2 separate regions of the Homo sapiens genome follow, and region 1 is linked to region 2. The links are chromatin loops, found by intact Hi-C in ENCODE. Cell type or tissue: heart right ventricle. All regions are shown on one strand. Links, peaks and the distances in the headings refer to the core of each region. The heading gives the core; the rest is flanking DNA.

Evidence for each region. Hi-C counts contacts between places; a loop is a spot of excess contacts. Peaks named below come from ENCODE experiments on the same cell type or tissue, not always from the same donor. Only the 100,000 strongest peaks of a DNase experiment are listed, where the experiment ranks them.
Region 1: it touches region 2 in a loop (5-fold over the local background); 20 of 110 quality-filtered maps call a loop at or near these places.

The regions. Positions count from the first base shown.
Region 1 is chr14:69,579,218-69,590,640 of GRCh38, reverse strand. No RefSeq gene overlaps it. Among named protein-coding and RNA genes, the nearest start is that of CCDC177, 10 kb to the right of the region's middle. In heart right ventricle, for the core only: a CTCF peak has its summit at 5,470 (motif pointing left); a DNase peak (open chromatin) is centred at 5,440; H3K27ac peaks cover 1,919 bases.
Region 2 is chr14:70,020,975-70,032,397 of GRCh38, reverse strand. It overlaps SMOC1 (SPARC related modular calcium binding 1), which reads right to left. Exons shown (of 12, transcript NM_001034852.3): 11 at 8,951-9,195; 12 at 32-2,156. The coding sequence ends at 2,140. Among named protein-coding and RNA genes, the nearest start is that of SNORD169, 49 kb to the right of the region's middle. RefSeq lists an enhancer at 11,292-11,423. In heart right ventricle, for the core only: a CTCF peak has its summit at 4,399 (motif pointing right); a DNase peak (open chromatin) is centred at 4,407; H3K27me3 peaks cover 1,166 bases.

The DNA of each region.
Region 1 (11,423 bases), core at 2,081-10,080, 440 kb after region 2:
AGACTTCCTTCTTACTGTATATCCTTTTGTATTGTGTGAATGTTTTACATTTGTATGGTTTCTCTTATCCAAAAATAAACTTTTTAAATGTAAAAAAAAAAAGTGGGGGGCGGGGGGCGGGTGCAGTGGCTCATGCCTGTAATCCCAGCATTTTGGGAGGCCAAGGCAGGTGGATCACGAGGTCAAGAGATAGAGACTCTCCTGGCCAACATGGTGAAACCCCATTGCCTCTGACTGGTCGTCTCTACTAAAAAACCCACAAAATTTAGCTGGGCATGGTGGCGGGCACCTGTAGTCCCAGCTACTTGGGAGGCTGAGGCAGGAGAATTACTTGAACCCGGGAGGCGGAGGTTGCAGTGAGCTGAGACCGTGCCATTGCACTCCAGCCTGGGCAACAAGAGTGAAACCCCGTCTCAAAAAAAAAAAAAAAAAGAAAAGAAAAGAAAAAAGAAAAAGAAAAAAATACAGAACAAAGTCCACATCCTTTAACCCAGTAATTTTACTTCTGTGACTCTATCCAAATGAACCAATCAAAAATGTGCCACTTGTAAGTAGTGCAACATGAGAAATACACAATATCTCACATTGGGGGATGTCTCAATAAGCTATGGGAAAATATATGAAGGGATTTTATTCAGACAATGGAAAGATGTTTACATACAGTTCTCGACATCACTATAAAATGCTTATTGTGTTAAAAGAAGGATGGTATTTACTTATGTATTAAATATGTAACTTAGGTTTGTGCAAGCACTGTTTTTAGTGTTTATAACTACTATTGGCTCATTTACTCCTCAAATAACTCTCTGTGGTAGACACTAATATTACCCTCATTTTTTGGATGAGACTGAGGGATGGGAGGTGGAATCCCTTGCTCAGAGTCACACAGGTAATAAAAGGCAGATCTGGGATCCAAGCCCAGGCCAAGCACCCAGAGTCTGCCTCTAGCCCCTCTCCTCCACTGCCTCCCTAAACATCTAGACAAGCATAGACACATCAATAAAATCATGCATATGCACAGTATGATTTCAGTATGTTTTCTTTCTTTTTCTTTTTTTTTTTCTTGACAGAGTCTCAGTATGATTTCAGTATGTTTTCTTTCTTTTTCTTTTTTCTTTTTTTTTTTTTTTGACAGAGTCTCAGCCTCCCAAAGTGCTGGGATTACAGGCGTGAGCCACCACACCCGGTCCCAGTATGTTTTCTTAAGCCTAGAAAAGAAATTATGCCAAATGTCATCAGTGATTGCCTATAGTAGATAAGGGATTTAAATGATTCATTTTCCTTTTTCTAATGCTTTTTTTCTACTTTAGATATTGCACATATCTCTTTTATCAATGAAAAAAAAGAAGAAAGAAGTAAAAGAAATCTAATTCCTTGTAACTCCTTCCCACTGACCCTAGATTTTTCTGGAGGCAGTGCTTGTGCCTCCCCATATCTCCTCTGCCAGGAGTAAGTGGTTTTTCCGCCCCATCCTGCTCACTGTCCTGGTGGCAGTTCTCCAGGCGAGACAGTCTAATTTGTCCATGTGCAGCCCGGGAGCATGCAGATCTCCTGGTGGGTCTGACCAGCACACAGGGGAAAGAGTCCATCCCCTTCTCCACCCCAGACACTACTTTATCAGCGCAGCACAACAAGATCGTGTTAACTTTACCAGACCAACTGAGACTCCAGCCTCTCTCACTCAGCCCAGTCCAGGCAAGTCCACAGTACCCTGGGCCCAAGCACAAGACCTGACATTTATCCTAAACAATTTCTTGAAACTCAGTCTAGAAGCACAGCTCACTTAATCCATTCAAGTTGATGCTGTTTCTCAAAGATGCCAAACCTACCCCTGCCTACAGGCCTTCCCCAGACACTCCCCACCTGGCTCCCTTTTGCCACAGATGTCAATTCCTAAGAGACACCTTCCCTGGCCATTCAGTGTAAAATGGACTTATCCTATTGCCTCACTTTATTTTTATTTATATTTATTTATTTATTTATTTATCAACTTCTTGGGCTTAAGCGATCCTCTCATCTCAGCCTCCCAACTAGCTGGTACTACAGGCGCACGCCACCATGCCCAGCTAATTTTTTTTTTTTTTTTATAATCAGGGTCTCACTACATTGTCCAGGCTGGTCTTGAACTCCTGGGCTCAAGGAATCCTCTCACCTCAGCCTCCCAGCGTGCTGGGATTACAGGTGTGAGCCACTGCACCTGGCCATGACTTTATTTTTCATAGCACTTCTGTGAAATGTTTTAAAATTGGTTTACTTCTTTATTTTCGGTCTCCTTCCTAGGATGTAAGCTCCATGAGAGCAGGACTTTGTCTGCCTTACCTCACATGTCGCCCAACACTTGGAAGGAGTTCACTAAATCTTTGTTGGATGGATGGATGGATGATGGATAGCGGAGTGGAGTTTGTCAGTGCTGGTGAGACCCTCAGACGGTTTTCCAAGCCCAACTCACCGCATATTAGCTATGTGACCTTGGGCATGTAGCTTACCCCTGCCAAGTCTCTGTTTCCTCATCTGTCACCTAGGGACATCATTCCTACTTCTTAGAGTCATCATGAGAATTAAATACAATGCAAAAGTGTGTGGCAAAGTGAAACAGGCCAGGCATCTAAATGCTAACTATGATGATTTTCATTATCTCTCTGCCCAGATTAGTGTCATCTTTGATCACTCTATCTACATCCAAGTTATCAATATCCCTTCAATGGCACAGCACTCAGGACAGCACTGCCACTAAAGATGCCACCATCTGGCTATGCTCTAATCGGGCATATGTGTCCTCATCCCATCTGCAGAGGGTCTACAGGGGCTTGCCTCTTGTTGCCAGCACTGCCTGGCTCTGCAGCCTACTCAAGAAAAGAAAATGAAAGCAGCCTGACTCCATTCGTCATGATTCCTTCTTTTCCTTTTGAGGCTCACAGACAGACCGTTGGCCAGCCTCGCCCAGGACTGACGTCAAGTTCATCTTTTGCCCTTGTTTGGGCTGGGTCCTCTGGCCCAGCGATGGAACACTTGTGTACCTTCACCTGGTGCCCTGGGCTGCTCCAGACCCTGGCCTCTGGCTGTGCCAAAGCAGGAAGGACAGACTCAGGGTGTTGCCTGTTTGCTCTGGTGGGGAGAGGCTAAGAATCGCAGTGACGTAGGGAGAGAAGAAAGATGGACCCATGTGGCAGGAGATTGTGCTCAGGGTAGAGTCAGCAAAACACTGACAAGATTCCCCAAAACTCTGGCCAGAAAGTGCCTGAGATCTCCGTTTTTAGATTCTGTTCTTTAAAGATACTTCATCTGTATGTGTCCTTGAGTAGAAGGCAAGTTCTCCTTGAAGGGGACACGTTTCTCTGCTGTCATCTTAGGACAACTTCTTTGAGAAGGAGACTCTAGTTCCTGCAGCCATTTGAGAAGGGGGCTGGAGGGGCTGAGCCAGGAGGTTTTGGGGGTGAGGCCCAGGTAGAACTTTGTGGCAGGGAGTGCTGGGGTGTGCACCCACATGGGCCACCCCACAAGTTGATGGGGAAAGGGGGCAAGTAGGGAGTACAAGGATGGAAGGGGTTCTCTTCTCCCCACCCACTTTGCCTGGCTGACTCCCATTTGTCCTTCATATCTCAGTTTCAGCACCAATTCCTCAGGGAAGCCCTGCAGGCCTCAGAACAAGTGAGATCCCCCTGTCATTCCCTCCCAGAGCCCACACTTTTTATCCATAGCTCTTACCACAGTTACAGTTAAGGCTGTCGCAAGGTGTGCGGGTATCTCGCCTCCATCCACGAACTCTCTGTGATGGCAGTGGCCAAGTCTATCTGTTCACCACTGAGTCCGAGCACCCAGCCCTGGGCCTGCACACAGTAGGCACTCAGCCATATGGAGTGTTGTATGAATGAATACATGAATGGAAGAATGGACAAATATAACTGGGAGGACACAGTGCAGAGGCACTGCAGCCCCTTCTCATTTTTCGCTGGCCTAGTTGGACACAGAGGACTTGGGTAAGCGGGGGGAGGCTGACATTCCATTTCCTATGCTGGGGCAGGGGAAGCTGGTGTTTCCCAAAGATCCATATTGTCATTGTTCCAGCTGCATAATGAATAACAGCCGTTCCTCCCCAAGGAGGAAGTCATTTTCCGAGAATCAACATAAAACCCACAGGAAAGGAAATAAACATTTAATGCTCACCTACTATGCCAAGCAGTTGGGTATCTTATTTGACTCCCACAACCATTCTGCAAATCAATTATAATTCTTATTTTTACAGATAATGCAACTGAGGCTCAGAGACAATAAACAACTTGTCATGTTCATTTTTTAAAAAAAGAAAGGCCAGGCACGGTGGCTCATGCCTGTCATCCCAGCACTTTAGGAGGCTGAGGCAGGGTAATCGCTTGAGATCAGGAGTTCGAGACCAGCCTGACCAACACGGTGAAACCCAGTCTCTACTAAAAATACAAAACTTAGCCTGTCATGGTGGTGCACACCTATAGTCCTAGCTACTCTGGAGGCTGAAGCAGAAGAATTGCTTGAACCTAGGAGGCAGAGGTTGCAGTGAGCCGAGATGGCACCACTGCACTCCAGCCTGGGCAACAGAGTGAGTGAGACTCTGTCTCAAATAAATAAATAAGAATAAAAAAGAAAGAGCTGAAATTTGGATACATGTATGTGGTTCCAAGCCCATGCTGTTTCTAGTGTACCAAGCTTTGGTGGCAGAGGGTGTCATGGTAAGACATCCCTAGTTCTCAGTGTCGGGGGAGTGCCCACGGCTGACTCCTTGCTTGCCTCTCAAAAACTGAAGGCATAGATGGGGAGAATCTCCCAAAAAAGGAGGAAAGCAGAAGAGTATGAACAGAGAAGTGGGACCGAGTGTACTTCCATTTATTCCTCAAACTCTCACTGAATATCTATGTCAGACACAGGGGCTGGGGAGGAAATGTCATAAAATACAGGTCCTCTCCTCACAGAAGTCACTGTCTAGTAGGTGAACTGGATAAGAAAATAAAACATTACAATTCAGTAAGTTTGCGGTTATAGGGGGTTATTATTTATTCCTTTTTTATGTTTGAAGTTATTTTTTATCGATGTTTTTTGTTTTGTTTTGTTTTTTTGAGACAGAGTCTTGCTCTGTCACCCAGGCTGCAGTGCAGTGGTGCAATCTCGGCTCACTGCAACTTCCGCCTCCCAGGTTCAAGCAATTCTCCTGCCTCAGCCTCCCTAATAGCTGGGATTACAGACGCACACCACCACGTTTGGCTAATTTTTTGTATCGTTAGTAGAGACGGGGTTTCGCCATGTTGGCCAGGCTGGTCTCGAACTCCTGACCTCAGGTGATCTGCTCACCTTGGCCTCCCAAAGTGCTGGGATTACAAGCATGAGCCACCACGCCCGTCTCACCCAGGAGTTTTGATACCACACCTAATCACACACCAATTTTGTTGATTCTCTCATACCTTGTCTCTACATGCAGATGACCAGAGGAGGGACGCCACCTGGTGGTAAGAGTGTGGAGTGAGCATTGAGTTCCCTTCTCAAAATTTGCCTCCAGTAAACAAAATAATCCTGCCTTCTAGTCAACCCTATCAAAGAGCTGAGCATCAGGGAAAAACTCCGATCTCCAGGAACAAATGACAAAAAAAAAAAAAAGTAGAAGGCACTGTTTCCAAATGGAGCAGAGGAACTGAAATCCAAGTTAGAGACATGATCTATAAACACACAGGAAAGCAACCAAAAGAAAGCTTGGATTTGCTCATCATTTCATCTAAATGTAGTGATAATAATAATGACTTTCCACTTACTGCGTAATACTACGTTCCAGATGCATGGGTACACTGTGCTGTGTGCTGAACATATTTAATCTCCTTTAATTCTCAGCAACAACCTTATAAGGGAGATATTACTATACCCATTTTATGGGGAACAAATGTCAGTTCAGAAAGTTTGAGTAACTCCCAGGATCACACAGCCAGGACCTGACAAGCTGGGATTTGACTTCAGGTCTGTGGACTCTGAAACTCATGATATTAACCATTAGGTTAGACACCTGATAGATATGGCCATTCAACAGGTTGAAAGTGGATCTCATCATCTTTGCTTCTCTTCCTCCTCCACTTCACACCTCAGCGAACAGCACAACCTGTCCTCCCCACACCTATCCAGTTGACCAAGCCAGACATCCAGGCAGGTTTGTTTTTGTTTTTGTCTTTGTCTTATGTTTGAGACAGAGTCTCACTCTGTCATCTAGGCTGGAGTGCAGTGGCACCATCTTGGCTCACTACAACCTCCACCTCCAGGGTTCAAGCAATTCTCCTGCCTCAGCCTCCCAAGTAGGTGGGGTTACAGGCACCCGCCACCACACCCGGCTAATTTTTTATATTTTTAGTAGAGAGGGTTTCACCATGTTGGCCAGGCTGCTCTCAAACTCCTGACCTCAAGTGATCCGCCCACCTCAGCCTCCCAAAGTGCTGGGATTACAGGCATGAGCCACTGTGCCTGTCTCACCCAGGAGTTTTGATACCACACCTAATCACTCACCAATTTTGTTGATTCTCTCTCATAAATTCACATTTTTTTCCTATGCTCTCTATCCTCACTGCTGCTGCCTTAGTTCAGGCCATGCCCATCTCTTGCCTGATTAGAGGGTCTCCCAGCAGTCCCTCTGCTTCCCAGCACATGTGTGATTATTTATTTATTTTTATTTATTTATTTATTTTTTGAGACGAAGTCTCACTCTGTCACTCGGGCTGGAGTACAGTGGCACGATCTTGGCTCACCGCAACCTCCGCCTCCCGGGTTCAAGCAATTTTCCTGCCTCAGCCTCCTGAGTAGCTGGGATTACAGGCACCTGCCACTATGCCCAGCTAATTTTTTGTATTTATGGTTCCACAGGCTGTACAGGAAGCATGATGCTGGCATCTCCTTGGCTTCTGGGGAGGCCTCAGGAAACTTACAATCATGGTGGAAGGCAAAGGGGAAGTAGGCACGTCTTACATGGCTGGAGCAGGCAGAAGAGAGGGAGCAGGGAGGTACTACACACTTTTAAACAACCAGCTCTCATGATCACTCATTTACTCACTATCACGAGAAACAGCACCAAGAGGATGATGCTAAACATTCATGAAAGACCATCCCCATGATCCAATCACCTCCCACTAGGCCTCACCTCCAACACTGGGGATTACAATTGACATGATATTTGGGCAGGGACACAGATCCAAACCATGTCATCCCTTTAAAGAAGTAATTAAGGCTGGATGTGGTGGCTTATGCCTCTAATCCCAGCACTTTGGGAGGCCAAGGGAGGATGGCTTGCAGCTAGGAGTTGGAGACCAGCCTGATCAACATAGCAATACCATCTCTAAAAAATAAAAAGTAACTAAGTTAAAGTACAGTCATCAGGGTGGGCCCTAATCCAATGTGACTACTATCCTTATAAGAAGAAATTAGGACACAGGAAACAGAGGGACAAATGTGAAGACATAGTGAGAAGGTGGCCATCTGCAAGCCACGGAGAGAGGCCCCAGAAGAAACCAAGCTGCTGACATCATCATCTTGGACTTCTCGCCTCCAGAACTGTGAGAAAATACATTTTCGTTGCTTCAGTCACCTAGTCTGGGGCATTTTGTTACAGCAGCCCTAGCAAACTAATACAATCAAGAAAGGAAATCAGACTCAGCAAGGCTGAGGGACCCACCTAGCGCTGTCTAGCTCCTTAGTAATGCATTCATCACATTCTGCCTGTGACCACTCTCTTATGTTGATTATCAGATAAAATAATGGATTTAACTCTTATTATTTAACTTCTTGAGTGTTTGGGTCTTATTGCTCCAACTGGCACTCAGGGTAAGGGGCCTTGTCTTCCCCTTCTCAGTATTTGCAGATATCCTAGCTGAGCTTGGTGCATCTTAACAATAACTTTTTGATGCATTTCTTGTTGTTGTTGTGTGGTTGATTGACACATTTGGATGGGTAAAAAGGAGCCTGATGGCTGGGCATGGTGGTTCATTCCTGTTATCCCAGCTGCTTGGGAGGCTAAGGTGGGAGGATTGCTTGATTCCAGGAGTTTGAGGCCAGCCTGGGCAACATAGCAAGAACTCATCTCAAAATAAAAGTAAAAATTAAATTTAAAAGGAGCCTGATGGTAAATTCCTGATCCCCAAGAGACACATACAAAGGTAAATTCCTGATCCCCAAGAGACACATATTCTGCCAGTGATCACACATATTCCCAGAAGTAGAATATGACTCATCTCTGAATGTCTAAATATATATATTGGGATGACTGGTCTGAGGCATCATGGAAGGCAATGGTGCATAATGTTCTAAATTAGAATTGTCCATTAAGAAGAAAAAGGAGGGGGGGCTAGGCACAATGCTCATGCCTATAATCCCAACACTTTGGGAGGCCAAGAGGGGAGGATTGCTTGAGCCCGAGAGTTTGAGACCAGCCTGGACAACATAGTGAGACCTCATCTCTACAAAAAATTAAAAAATTGGTGGGCATGGTGGTGCATGCCTTTAGTCCCAGCTATTGGGAGACTGAGGTGGGAGGATCACTTGAGCCGTGGGGGTTAAGGACATAGTGAGCCATGATCGTGCCACTGCACTCCAGCCTGGGCAATAGAGCAAGACTCTGTCTCAAAAAATAAAATTAAATTAAAATTAAGTTAAAATGTAAAAAGAAAGAAATACATCAGTGCGTGTGTGTGCGTGTGTGTGTGTGTGTGTGTGTGTGTGTGTGTGTGTGTGCGTGCATGTTGGCAGGCAGAGGCACGGGGGAGAGGCCAGTGGGAACAGTGGCTGTGATGCCAGTGTAGCCTCTCTGAAATGGAAGGGGCCTAAAGGGACTGAGCAGAGAAGTGGCTTATGCCAGAGGCAGATGGCCCAGCAGGAGAGGCAGAGACTGGAAACAAGCCTGGCTCCTGAGCACCAGCCTGTTCTTTCAAGCACAAGCATTTCACAGAGGAGATGCCCATGGGGCAGCACCCCTGGTTCCTGGTCATACTCAGGAAGGAGGACGCTTCTGCAATATCATACAAAAGGCTGGTGGATGGAATGAGGTGCAGCCCTTCACAGAGTGAGAGAAAAGCCCATTGGATTAATCATAAGGCTCCCTCTACATCTCCGCAGTGACGCAGCTTCACAGTTAAGGGCAGGCTGGGCCTCTCCTGTCCCACGAGACAGTTCTTAAACATGAGCATCACCTGCTTAAGAAGCCTAACTCTGAAGATTCACCAAAGCAGCTTAATGGCTCAGGGTACTTTAGGTAGTTTTATGGTACACAGAGTGGGCAAAGTAGCACTACTTAGATCTCATTTCCTCTCGATGCATCCAGCAGGAGGGCTACCACTTACTGGACCCTAAGCAATTGAGAGCAGAAACAGACAAGAACCTGTCCTGCAGCTTGCAAGTCCCTGCCACCTACACACCAAAATGTAACAGTGGTGGTCTTTCAGCAATGATTTTTCTACACGTGATTTTTTTTCCTTCCTTTTCCTGTACTTTTTCATTTCCTCTTTTGATGAACATATATTACTTCATTAAAGTATGAAATAAAACACTTTACTTTTAACAACTATTACCTTTTACCTGCTGGTTTGTGTCCTAAATTTCTTCTTAAGGCTTTAGTCTCAGAAATTGGGAATGGTTACACATTAAGCTGTATATAGTTCTGGGTCCAATCAAGATACAGAAACCACATAGCAATTTAAACAGAGAAGCCTAACACAAAGAGGTATGAAGCTAACGGTTCCCCAAGGCTGAAGGAGAGTATTCAAGGAAGGACAACTTGGAAGGAGAGTTCCCTCCTCAAGACTGGGGAGCTGGGTGCAGTGGCTCATGCCAGTTATCCCAGCATTTTGGGAGGCTGAGGCAGGAGGATCACCAGAGGCCAGGAGTTCAAGACCTTGTCTCTACAAAAAAAAAAAAAAAAGATTGGAGTTCAGACCTCCTTAGAGGAGGTATTGTTACAGCCCATTGGGTGACACAGAAGTCTGCCCAGGGCAGAGCCACTCCACAGCTGTTGAGCAAGCAGGAAATTATAGGTAAGCTGAGGCTGGTGGGAGGGAGCCAGAGTGCCACTACGGGTATGAGGCCTGGAACACCTGGTGTCCACCTCAGGAAGGCACTGGAAGGTGGTCACCAGGCCTGGGCCGGGGCTACAAGGTCACCAAGGGGCTGTTATGGAGATGCAACTGGAGCAGAGTACCACAGACGTTCCCACACAGCTGTACCACCACTAACCACACAGCAGGGGCAAGAAAAAGCAAATAGCACCGCACACAGGATTGGGAAGAGTAACCCCCTTCCTCCTGCAACATTGCCCTGGTTCCCCCTACTGGCAAGCCTTCATATTGGGCTCACTGTCAGGCAGAAAACGCTTACAGCAAACGCTTACAGCACATCACCCCAGAGAAGGTACTGTAGGGTGAACTTGGAGCTATGAGGCAATACATTGATGACTGGCCCAAGCTGTTATCAGTCATTAGGACAGGGGTTGGCAAAGTGTTTCTGCACAGAGCCCGATAGTAAATACGTCAAGCTTTGTTGAGTCAGACAGTGTCTGTCCAAACTACTCAAGTCAGCCATTGTGGTGCAAAAGCAGTACAGATACTATACAAACAAATAAGCATGACTGTGTTCCAGTAAAACTTGATTTACAAAAACCAAGCAGTGGATCTGGCCCACAGATCATAGTTTATCAACTCCTGATGTAGAACTTTAGAGTGAAAAAACCTCTGTTCTGCAAATTCGACTCTACTGAGAGGAAGGAGAATGGATGAGCGTGAGTACACTGAGCTGAAGTGGGTGGTGGGGGCTGTGCAAAAGGAATTTAAATGGAGATGATAATGTCTACACTGTATTTGTCTAGATTAGTGAGCTAGTAATATTAAAGGACCTAATGGTGTACCTAATTGTTATTATCTGTAAGGGTCTGTGTAAGGCAAAATAACAGTCCATATTGTGCCTTCCTTTTTGAAAGACGAAGTTGAGGCTCAGAGAGGTTAAGAAACTTGCCTAAAATCACACAGCCTGGAGGAGCTGAAATTAGAACTACCCATCTGCCTTTTTTTTTTTCTTTTAATGAGACAGGATCTCACTCTGTCGCCCAGGCTAGAGTGCAGTGGTTGCAATCCTAGCTCACCACAATCTCAAACTTCTGGGCTCAAGTGATCCTCTCACCTCAGACTCCCACAGTGTTGGGATTACAGGTGCCAGTGACTGCACCCAGCCCCATCTTTTTGCCTCCCAAGCCCACATTTTTTACCATCATATCCACTATCCCCACTCATAAGAAGCAGGTGAGTGTTCCCAAATTGGGCTGCTGTCTTTACTGGGTACTATAATAAAATTGGATTTAACACTCTTAAATTACAGCAGTCTAGAGCTCCCAACCTGAAGTGAAATCCATCTCCTGAAATGTCCAAGGCACTTAAAGATGAGAAGTG
Region 2 (11,423 bases), core at 1,228-9,227:
GAAGCCACCCAAAGAAAGAGGCAACAGCCGCCAAGATTTACCCATTTTTTATTTTTTATAAAACAAGCTACAAATAGTTTCCCTCTCTCCTTCACAAAGGAAAACCACACAACACCACCTACACACACGATCCTGTGGGAGACAAGATGCCTGGGGAGATCTCGAAGATCCAAACATCTACAGGCAGGCGCCGTCTCCATGTGTGCATGCTTCCTCCAGGCCTGAAAGTGGGGCCAGTGTCTCGTGCAAGGCCCACTCAGCTCCGGCACGTTGAGTTCTCTCATTGGGGCTAATGGGAGAAGGCTTCCTTCCCACCTTTCCACGTTGGGGCAGGGCCACCAGTCATTCCTGAGATAACCTCTAGGACTTTCTCCAGGACAGCAGGGACCTCCTTTAGCCCAAGACCCCATCAGATCCTGTCCCGAGAAGGTTGTGCTCCTCCCACAGGGACAGTGCTTGTGGTGCCAACGCCTTCCAGACCCGGAACGGGTGGAGGTACTTTTAGGGATGTCGGGTTGGAATACAAGATGAGGCCAGATTTGCAAGGGTGATCTGAGGAGGGGACCAGTCCAGGGCTACCCAACCTCCCTCACTGCCACCACAGCTGCTTATGGGAAGGGGCGCTAAGGGCCACTTGCTGCTCTGCCTGAAGGCCACTTGAATAGGCACAGCACCTGGGCAGAGGGAGCTGCGCCTCAGACCAGAAGGCTGGGCAGCCCACCCTAGAATCCGCGGAAGATGCCTGTGATGCCTGTGGAAAGCTGGGCCGGGATTTCCCTGTAGCTGGGTTATCACCCCTGCCCTTCTAGGGGAGGCAGAATAGGAAACCCAAGATCAGTTTTACTTCTGGAATTAGCTTAAAGCCTGGAAGCCCATAAGAAAACTTGAGGGAACAGGAAGAACCTCAGTATTGGGTTTTTAAAAAACCAACAAAACAACTTTAGTGTTACCAACAAGGTGACTGACACCTCCCCCAACCCACCCACCCAGGCCTGTGATAGCCACTAGGACAACAGCAGGAGATGGAGGAGTGGAGAGGTCACACCCAATCTGCCCCTGGCACTGAGACAGCTGCGTCTCTGGGAGCCTCACTGGTAGGTTTGCAGGGAGGTGAAGAGTTTCCCTGTTGGCACCGCACCCCTCAGTGCAGGCTTTCTGTCCTGTCCCCTCCCCTGCTTAGATATTAAATATCTACTTTTTTAAAGGCCCTTCTGTGTGTCTTTTTCTTCTTTGCCTCCCCTCTCATGCGTTATACAGAGTAGATGCTAAGCATGGATGAAAACGTTTCGAGTGACGTAATGCAAATCCTTTGTGGATAATTTGCTCCGAGGGTCACTAAGATACTGGTGCACCCACCAATGCTGGGCCCTTTGGGGGTCCGGAGAGCAGGAATGCACGGACCCTCTGAGAGCCGGTACCTGTGTGGGCTATTCATGGGATCTGGACTCCCTTCCTCTCCCAGGGCAGTTTCCATCTCTCCTTAGCCCAACCTCCCTGGACAAGGCCGAGAGCCAAGTGACTTATCAATTTTGACAACTAATGGCATGGGGCAATATAGTCCTCCCACCAGAAAAGAACTCGTGGAGTCCGCAGTACAATTGCAGGACTCCCGTCTTTATACACAAGGGTCAGTCTCCAAACAGAAGTTTAGTAGGCCCAGGATAGAGTCCTGGATTTTAGAAAGCTGGACTATGTGTCCAGAGTGCCCACCACCCACAGCAGGCAGAGGGAGAGAAATAAACAAACAGCAATGCCAATGCCTGTACAAAAGAACTATACAATTTACATATATATTTATATACAGCATATAAATCTCTTTCTTCTCAGCCCCAACAACACCCTCCCCCACCCCCCCAAAACCCTCTAAAAGTTGTCAGTAGCAGATCCAAAAACTTACAATAAGAGAGAGAATAAAGTCTTTCTTCCCTTTCCTTTTCCCACTGTGGTATTAGATATTGGTGTTTTAAAATGAAACCAAAAACAAAACACGCAAGTAAGAGTTATTAAAAGTGCAAACATGGTGGGCACCACTTATGTTACACGGGATGTGGCAGGGCCATGGGCAACGCTGAAGGTTAGGTGTCTGGTGATCCATCCTGCCTCCCTGGACTCTCCACCTGCCCTTGGGTTTTCTGCTCCTTAGACGAGGCGTCCTACTGAGAGAAGGAAGGAGAATGCAAAAAAAAAAAAAAAAAGGTCGGGGGCAGATATAAGCAAGAAGTTAGAGTTGGGCTTGTGAGAAATCCAGCTATGTCCATCAATTTCCCCACAAGTGCAGCCTTTTCCACCTGCTGTCCTCTATGAGGCTAGGTGGGGCACAGGTTGCCTGGACTTGCAGATGAGCATGTTTTACCAGCCTGTCCTTTGCCACTATGAGGCACCACCACTGCAACTGAAATAAGTCTGGCATTGGAGAGAACGAGGCTTGGCCTAGGGAAGTGTGGGTTGCAGGGTGTGCACTCTGTTCAGATCACACTACTCTCACATGCCAGCTTTTCAACCTGGGGCTGGGGTGGAAACGACAGGGGTTTGTTTACAGGTGGGGATGGCAGAATCCCATTGGCACTGACCCAATAGTTCTCTCGTGTCCTCAGCAAACAACCTGAAAATGGGAGCTTAAGTCACCTGGCCAATCCCTTCACCCCTGAGGAGCCCAGAAAGGGGCAACTTACTGAATGGGTTTGTGCCTGCTCATTTTGCCTGGGGGAAACTGCCAAGGCTACCACCTGCAACAAACCAGGAACATGTGACATTGAGTGGCCTTGACCAGAGAACTGGCACCTTCTTCCGTATGCTGGGTCTCTGTCCTCTCTGACCCTCAGAATAAAGAGCAGACTTGGGAAAGAGCAAAAAGTTGTTTGGCCCTACTTTTTGCTCTGTGAGTGTCTATGGCTCAGGTGAACTTATTACTGGCCAACGCCTTCACACAAAGTCCCTTTTCCATAAGGCCTGGCTCCTGCTGGGCACCTCTTTGCAATCCCTCAGCTATCCACTAAGAAGGGCTCTGGTGCTGATGTACCTGGACAGAACTGTCCCAGGTCTTGGTTCCCCGAGTCACAGAATGTCAGAGGTAGAAGGAATCCAGCAGCAGCTCAGAGCAGAGGGGCGACTTACACAAAGTCCCAGCCTCATTCTGCTGACACCCACATCTCCCCACAGGGTGCTGAGCCATTGTGGAAACTGCCACGCCTGCTCCAGCAGGTCCTGGCCTCTTGAAGAGGAGCGAGGAGCTGGGGGCAAGCACATCAAGAGCTGCCCCCCGCCACCACTCCGAGATGCTTAGGGCCACGTGACTCTGTGCATGCCCCTGAACCTCTCTGGGTCAGTCTACAGCCTGGGAGCTAGAACCACAGCTGTACGGCTTCTGCTCTGCCTCCCTCTCAGAATTGCCTTGAGGATCCACTGAATTCATGGAGGAGGAGAAAGGGCTTTGAGGAGTGTACAGCGCTGCAGAACCCAAGCCCACCCGCTGGTCATGTGAGCCACAGCTCCATGTCCCCTGGGTTATGCCAATATTCCTTACAACTGAAGAAAGGAGAGCGGACATGGGGTGGAGTGGGCGTGGGGTGGATATCGGTTTATCCAATTTTACAGAGGAGGACATGAACTCTAAAAGAAGGTGACAGCCCCAAGGCAGGCAGGTGGGAAGCGGCAGAGTCAGGCTGCTGACTTCAAATCCCACCTTTCCTCCACTCCCTCCAGCAGCTGCTTCTCTCCTTGCTGAGTAGAAAGGTCAGCACATCTAAAAAGGAGGTGCACAGCAGTCCTGCCCACCAGGCTGAGATGTGTGAAGCAAAATGGACAGCTAGCCGTAACCAGCTCTTTTTCATGGAGGCTTATGTGCTAATCCTGTTACCTAAGTCCTATCAGTTAATCCTCAGAGCGACTTTATTTGAGAGTGATAAAATTATCTCCATCTTAGGATGATGAAACTGAAGCTTGGAGATATCAAGTAACCCACCCAGGATGGCACAGCTTCCATGCGGCAAAGCAAATTCCGACCTAGCTAGCTGCCTCCAGAATCATGCTCTGAGCCATCAGGGAGGATGGAAGAGAAGAAGGCTGAGCCCCAGGCAGTTGGCATCCTCAGACAAGGCAAAAGAAGAGCGGATAGTTCTGAGAAAAGGAGGCACTAGACCCCACCCCGCCTGCCTCACAGGACAGTGACAATGATCCCAGTGAAGGTGCTTTATAAATTGGGAAAGTGAAGAAAGAGGCATGTTATGCAGAGAATTCAGCTCTCCAGGGAGGAGTCTGGTTGGTAAAATATCTGTGATCCAGTGGAATTTCCAAAAATTCAGTCCCTTGGACCCAAAACTCTACTGGTCCCCAAGCTCGGCATCCTTCCCCCAGCCAGCTTCTGTCCCCACCTAGCATGCAAGCCCCTCGCAGCCCACCAGGGGGCACCGCACGACACGGGATGGATGACCGACGCATAGGCTCTGCTCCCGGAGCCCCTGCACACCATTGACCACAGGGGCTTTTTTCTGCCGCCCTGCAGAGCAGAGGGATGGAGGGGGCAGTTCTGAAACTCATACCTTCTTTCCCGGACATGTTCCTCTACCGCTACCAATTTCTTTTGTGCCTTCGCTATGTACCAGGTACCGTGCTAAGTTCTTCACACACATTATCTGATTACATCCTCACCAAATCGTTGAGGTAGGTACTATAATCTCCACTTTGCAAATGGGGAAACGGAGGCTTAGAGAGTTTAGGTAACTTGCCAAGGATTAAAGATCCGGTAATTGTCAGAGCTGGGATTAAAATCAAGCCAGGCCCATCTGACTTCAGGGCCTCTGCACTTACTCCAGCCCCTACTTGTGCCTGATCATGGTATACCCACACTGCTCCTGGGCCTCTCAATAGTGGTCCGTCATCCCATAGGCACTGCCTGCCTGGAAACTGTGGGCTTCCCCACTCAGGTTGCTGGTGGCACCCTCACCCCCTGCAACACCTCTACTCCTGCCCACGCTGCCCCCAGGCTGGTCTGCTCCCCCTCTTCCCCAGACTCCCCCACTGGCCACTCCCTTGGCTTCACCAGGCAACCAAGACTGGCCTGCTCACACAAGGCGACATCTTCAAACACACTGGGGTCCTTCTCCTGGAGGGGACAGCAGTCTGGCCCAGGAATCCTGAGGCTGGGCCAAGCGCCAGCAGTGGTGGTACCTCACATGTACCCTTGAGCAAATCGCTACTCCTCTCTGGGCTAGCCTTGACTCCTAGACTGCAAAATGGACTAGAGGACCCACAGAGCCTTCTAGCTCTGGGCTGCTTGGGTCCAGAGCAGTGTGTCCTGTGGTGTGTGTTGAAATGGAGAGTGGGGACACAGGAATCCTTTCTGCCTCTGCATAGGCTTTAAGTCTACTCAGCCTCCACTTCACCCCACCCCATTGATTAATCCTACATACCCTCTTCCTCTTATCTCAATGTTCTACTCTCCCTCACTCCATCACACTCATACACACACATATGCAGACACATGCACAGACATACACAGACATATGCACAATGCATGCACACATGTGTATAGACATGCACACATAGCCATACTTAAAGACATAAGTGTAGACCATGTACAAACAGACACAGACATGAACACAGACAGGTGCACACTCAGGCCTACCCACAGAGACATGCACAAACAGACATGTGTATATACATTCAGAGACATGTCACAGACACGGGCTTTCTGGCCAGACTTTCCATAGTCCTACCTTTGAGGTGAGAGGTTCAAGAGGGTGTATTGGGCCAAGAAGAATGACAGTTGCACTCCAAAGCACCCTAGGGGCCTCTGTGGGCAAAGCTATGAGGATAACTGAAACTAACACTTGTCTGCAGCTGAGCCTGGATTGAGGAGGAACATCCAGATGACCAGGGATCCCTAAATCTACATTCTACTTCAGTTTTCTCTGGATGCTTCTGTCAGGTCCTGTATGTCAGCTGGGACTGGCAGACACCTGGTGCCTGGAAAGGCTTCAGAGGAAGGCTAGGAGGAGTCCCTGAGCTCGGTGGATCTGAGCTCACCACACTCAGCCATTGCTTGGCTTCCGTGTGCTGTGCAGACCAGAACTACTAGCACGGGAAGGGGGCCGAAGGCAGGGGCAGTACAGAGCATCATCGCTTAGCCCAGGAGTGCCCCTGGTATGCCTGGGGTCTACATTGACACTGGATGGTCTCTTCCCGACATTGGCCATCTGACTGTGCTCTGCGAAAGGACCACAAATTCCAAGCGTGTCAGAGCATAATGTCACCGGAAGGGGCAACCCCCCCATCCATTCATTCCTTCACTTATTCATTCATCTAACAAGGACTTAATGAATTACCAGGTGCCATGTACGGTGCTAGAGGTTAGGAATTGAGAGAGAGAATCCTTTTGGCTTCAAGGGGTAATCGGAAGAGTAAACTGCAACACAGTGTAAGTTCATCTTACAAAGAAGAATAGTAGTATTGAACTTCTATTGAGTTATTTCAATTTCTCAGGAACTTTGGGAATGCTTTAACTCACTGTCCCATTTAATCAGCACAACAGTCCTATGAGATAGACTCTAGCATTTTTCCCATTAAGCAGGTGAAGAAACTGAAATGCAGAATGGTTCAGTAATTTGTACTGAATTGAAATCCAAAATGCTTCAAAATCCAAAACCTTTTAAGTGCTGACATGATGCTCAAAGGAAATGCTCACTGGAGCATATCGGATTTCAGATTTTGTGGATTTGGGATGCTCAACCAGTAAGTGTAATGCAAATATTACAAAATCTGAAAAAGTTCCAAACACTTCTGGTCCCAAGCATTTCAGATAAGGGACACTCAAGCCGCATGTAGTGAAAGAGCGAGGCCGGGACAGAGGCAGGGTTTGAACCATTGACTCATTGCTGAGTCCTGGAGACTCAGAGTACTATGGGAACAGAGAAGCATCCGCGTCAGACAGGCATGCCCAGAGTAATGAAGTCAGTCACACACCAGTAAGCCCCAGAACCAAGGCCAGAAACCAGCCATGGCGGGGCGGGCGGTGGGAAGTGGATCCCAAGCCCAGGTTCCTATGGGAACCCATCCATTTCCCATGCTATTCTTTGGGTTTACTCTGACAACTGAGGAACAAGGAAAAGGCCTTTTTATCTTCTTCTGCTAAACTCTCTCCTTAGGAAATCTCAGCTTTTCCAAAGCTTCCATTTCAAATAAGTCGGCATCACCCAAATCTGCATCTTCAGACCCTTCACCTGCATTACAGAGCCACTCATCCTTCATGTGCATCCAACTCAACGTGTCCAAACCATACTTGGGCACCCTCTACATCCCTCTATACTTAACCTGCTCTTCCTTCCATGTTGCCCATCTCAGTGAGCAGCCATGCCTCCAGCTGAACAAACCTACCTTTGTCCCATACCTAACTTGATCTCCAATCACCCACTTCTCTCCATTCCCCTTACCCTGCTGTGTTTTCATAACTTGGCCCTCCATCACTCTAGCCTGGACTGTGCCATGCCTCCTATTGGATGACCCTGCCTTGCTCATTTCCAATCCATGTCCCACCCTGAAACCAGAATACTTTTTAAAGAAAAACTGATACTATCAATTCTCTGAACGCCTTCAACAGCTTTCCACTACCCTTATAAAGTCTAAAGTCTTTCACCTGAATTTAAAAACTCTCCAACTTCACCTTGCCTCTTGTCACCACCCCTGCTCTTCCTACCACTGTTAAAATATTCATTTCAGTCACACAAACATCCTTCAGCTCATTGAAAACTGTTTCCTTGCCTCCAGAGCTTCACTCCTCATTTGCCTTGGCTTAGAACACTCTTCCCTCTCCTGACCTCTCTGCTTGGCCATCTCCTACTCATGTTTCCAGTAATGGGTTAGACCATGGGTTGGCAAATTTATCTGCAAGAGACTAAATAGTAAATATTTTAGGCTTTGTGGGCCATATACGGTCCCTCTTATATATTCTTCTTTCAAAAAAAACTTACAGCTCTTTACAAATGCAAAAATCATTCTTAGTTCACAGGCTGTACAAAAACAGGCCACAGACTAGATTGAGCATTCAGGCCATTGTTTGCTGAGCCCTGGTTTAGGCATCGCTTCCTTCAAAAGTTTTTCAAGGCTGTCTGTCCCTTAGAGTCTTGGGTGCCCCTATATATGTTGCTACAATGCTCTGCACTTGCCCTGCTGTGACAGAGCTTACTAGGTGTTCACCAGAATTCATGCTGCTCTCTTCTTGGGTTCCCTTCCCCTAGTGACTGAGTTCCAGCCAATGAATTATGACCAGGAATGTGTGTCATTTCCAGGGCTGGCCCATAAAACCCAGCCTTCCTAGTGACCGAGCTCTGGTCAGTGAAATACCAGCAGGAATGAGTGTCATTTCCAGGACTGGCCCATGAAACTCCCTCACATGCACTGCTTCATGTCTACTCCATCTGGTTGACTGAGGATGGAGATGACCCCCAGAGTAACCTTGGAAGCCACATGATGAAGATGGCAGAGTCACTCTCAGCCTGGATCCCAGAGTGACTGCATAGAGCAATCCCTGCCCCTACTCCTACCCCTACACACACACACACACACACACACACATACACACACTCACACACACACACACCCTACAACCTGCGACCATGCTGAACTATTATATGGGAAAGAAAAATTTTCCACTGTGTCAAGCCATGATGTATGGGTCTACTTGTGACTGTAGCCTGGCCCACCCTAGCACACTCTCACAGCATGTATCACAGCTCATGTGAGTGCTTATTTAAGCTCTGTCTTCTGTGCAAGGATAGGGACCTTATCAGTCAATTCCACCACTGTCTCAAACATCTAGCATGAAGCATAGCACACTTCCAGCAAATAATTGATGAATAGATGAGTATCTGGAATCTCATTTATCAGAGAGCCCTTGGTCCCATGCCTGGGTGGGGGCAAGTATTGAAAGGCCAGGAGCACAGGGGAGAGCACTCACCTTCTTTGCTAACACCCAGGCAGCCCTTCAGCTCAGGCAGTGAAATGACCTTGTCTTTGTTCAGGTCACAGTAGTCGGTGAAACGCCGGGCACATTTCTTGGGCTTGGCTTTCTTCTTCACGTAGCGCTTGAAGGGCTTCATCTCCCGCTTGTTAATGTCGTTGCTGCTATTGCTGTCCAGCTGGCTGAAATACCAGTGCACTACCCGCTCCTCCAGGGTGTGGCTGGGGTCTGGCTCTGAGAACCTGGGCCATGGACAAACACCCCCACCGCAGAGAACACCAATCAGGATCTTGCAGGAACCATCAGCCCTGGTATGACTGCCCCCAGAAAGTCAGGTAGAAACGGCTCCTCCAAGCCAAAGTCCACCCACAGCGGCTCAGCCTGTGGCAACGTTAAGCCATCCTCTCCGACTCAAATCCTAAGATTGGACCATTCTTTTCTCAGGACTCCCCAGGTGGGTAATCCTTATTACACAAACATGACTCACCCTCTACCAAAGCCAGAAATGTTCTTGTACATGATGGGTGCTCAAGACAAATTGGCTTGATCTAATTTGCTGAATAAACCAGAGCTGGAATCCAAATTGTCCCTCCCCTGGCCTAGCACTCACTGCGGACAAGCTGCTCATTACACGTAAACATGTGCCCTGTGGTGGACTGACTGTGGGGAAGGTGCTCTGAGCATCCACTGTACGCCCAGTGCCAGTCTGGGCCCTGGAGGGTGCACCCCTGGCCTCAAGTGGCTCACTGTCTCTATGAGACAGAGCCAAAAAGGTGAAAATAGTCATGACAACTGAATGTGGGGTGTGAGGTTCCCACGGTCCATCACTGCTGGACATCCAGTGCAGTGGGAATTGAGAGAAGAAAGCAACTGGGTCAGACACCAACAGAAGTTCCAAAACTGGAAAAGCCGGGACCTACTGGGGATGAGTCTCTCCAGCCTGAGGTTTTAGTCAGGGGATCTGGGGTGGACCCAGGAAACCATGTATTCACCAGCACTGCCAGGTGATTCTGCTGAGAAATGCTGGACTAGAGTCACCAAGAACACTTCCTGGCATCCAGAGGCAGAGTCACAAGCACATCTAACACAGCCCCTCATCAAGTTACAAGGCCAACATCTACGTCTACATGTGTAACTGTATGTAATGGCCTACTCATCTATGTTATTTACTTAACTGTCTCCTATTTTCTCCCAAAACGGAGTCAGGGTGATAACTACTATTTACAATTTTTAAAGCCAATAATGGGTCTATTACAGAGGGGCTGCCTGGGTTCACTAACGAGGAGAATGGAACCCCATGAGCCCCATGGCTCCTGTTCCCAGGGCTTGGCACTGAGTGACTGTGATCTAGGCCCTTGTGCAACTTCCCCTGGGGAAGGAGAAAAAGATTGATGTTGGGAGTCCCACACATTCACATCCTCAGTGTGCAGGGCGCTGGGACAGAGCACATGACTACCAGAGGTCAGAAGTGGGGCAGAGGGCTCACTGTTCCAGAGGGATCCTAGATCAGGGTCGAAGGCCTGTCTGCACATTCTGAAGCTGTTCCTGGTGGGGAAACTATTCAAGGCACTTGTCATGCCACCCTGACTTCTCTGGGGTTTGCTGAGTTTTCCAGAAGGGAGATAATCTCTGACCCCTCCCCTGTGAACAAGCCAGCAAACTCCCTCCTCTTCCACCCCACCAAGTAACGTCCAAGTTCAGGGAAAAAGAAGTTCCATTATGCGGGGGGAAAAAAAGCCAGTCATCCATCCCTGTTAGATGCCTATTCCTAATTAGCTGAATTTCAGTCTTGAGCAGGTAATCCGGGCATCCTGGACTGATTCCAGGAGGATGCAATTAGTGGATCTGCCAAGGGGACCTCATCGTGACAGGTTTAACTCAAAGAGTACCTGGCGGAAGGTGTGAGGGAGCCGTGGAGAGCTGCCAGCTGCCTCTAACTTTTAGGAAATCTGCTTAGTCTGTCATGGAAACCAGGCTCAGGAGGTCTTTGAAACAGGCATGAAGTTATTCACTGAAGAACTCAGATTTTGTCTCTGCCAGCATACACAGTATTCTGGTGTTTTCCATCTTTCCCTATTTTACCTGCAATATTCACTGTTAAGACGGCCCCTGCAGTGCATACCAGCTGCAAAGGCAGAAAATTTTGTTGGAATTCTATTGGTGCAGGTAGGGGAGTGACCTGCCTGTCCCTGCCTTTCCCCAAACAGCAGGGAGGACACAGGCTGTGGAGCAGAGACAGAAGGCCCCCAAGGAAGGAACTCAGTTCTCTCAAGCAATGAGGGAGGCAGTCAGGGACCTTCCTGCTCAGCCCCTCCTGCCAGGGAGCCATGAGAGTTCCAAGGCAAAGGCAGCTCTTCCTTTAACCTTTAGGCTCAGTATAGCGTAATGTCTACCTAGAGGCTGGAATAATAAAGCCTCAGTCACTGAGACGGGAAGGGATGAGGTCATCCCACCCAGAGGCCCTGCCAGG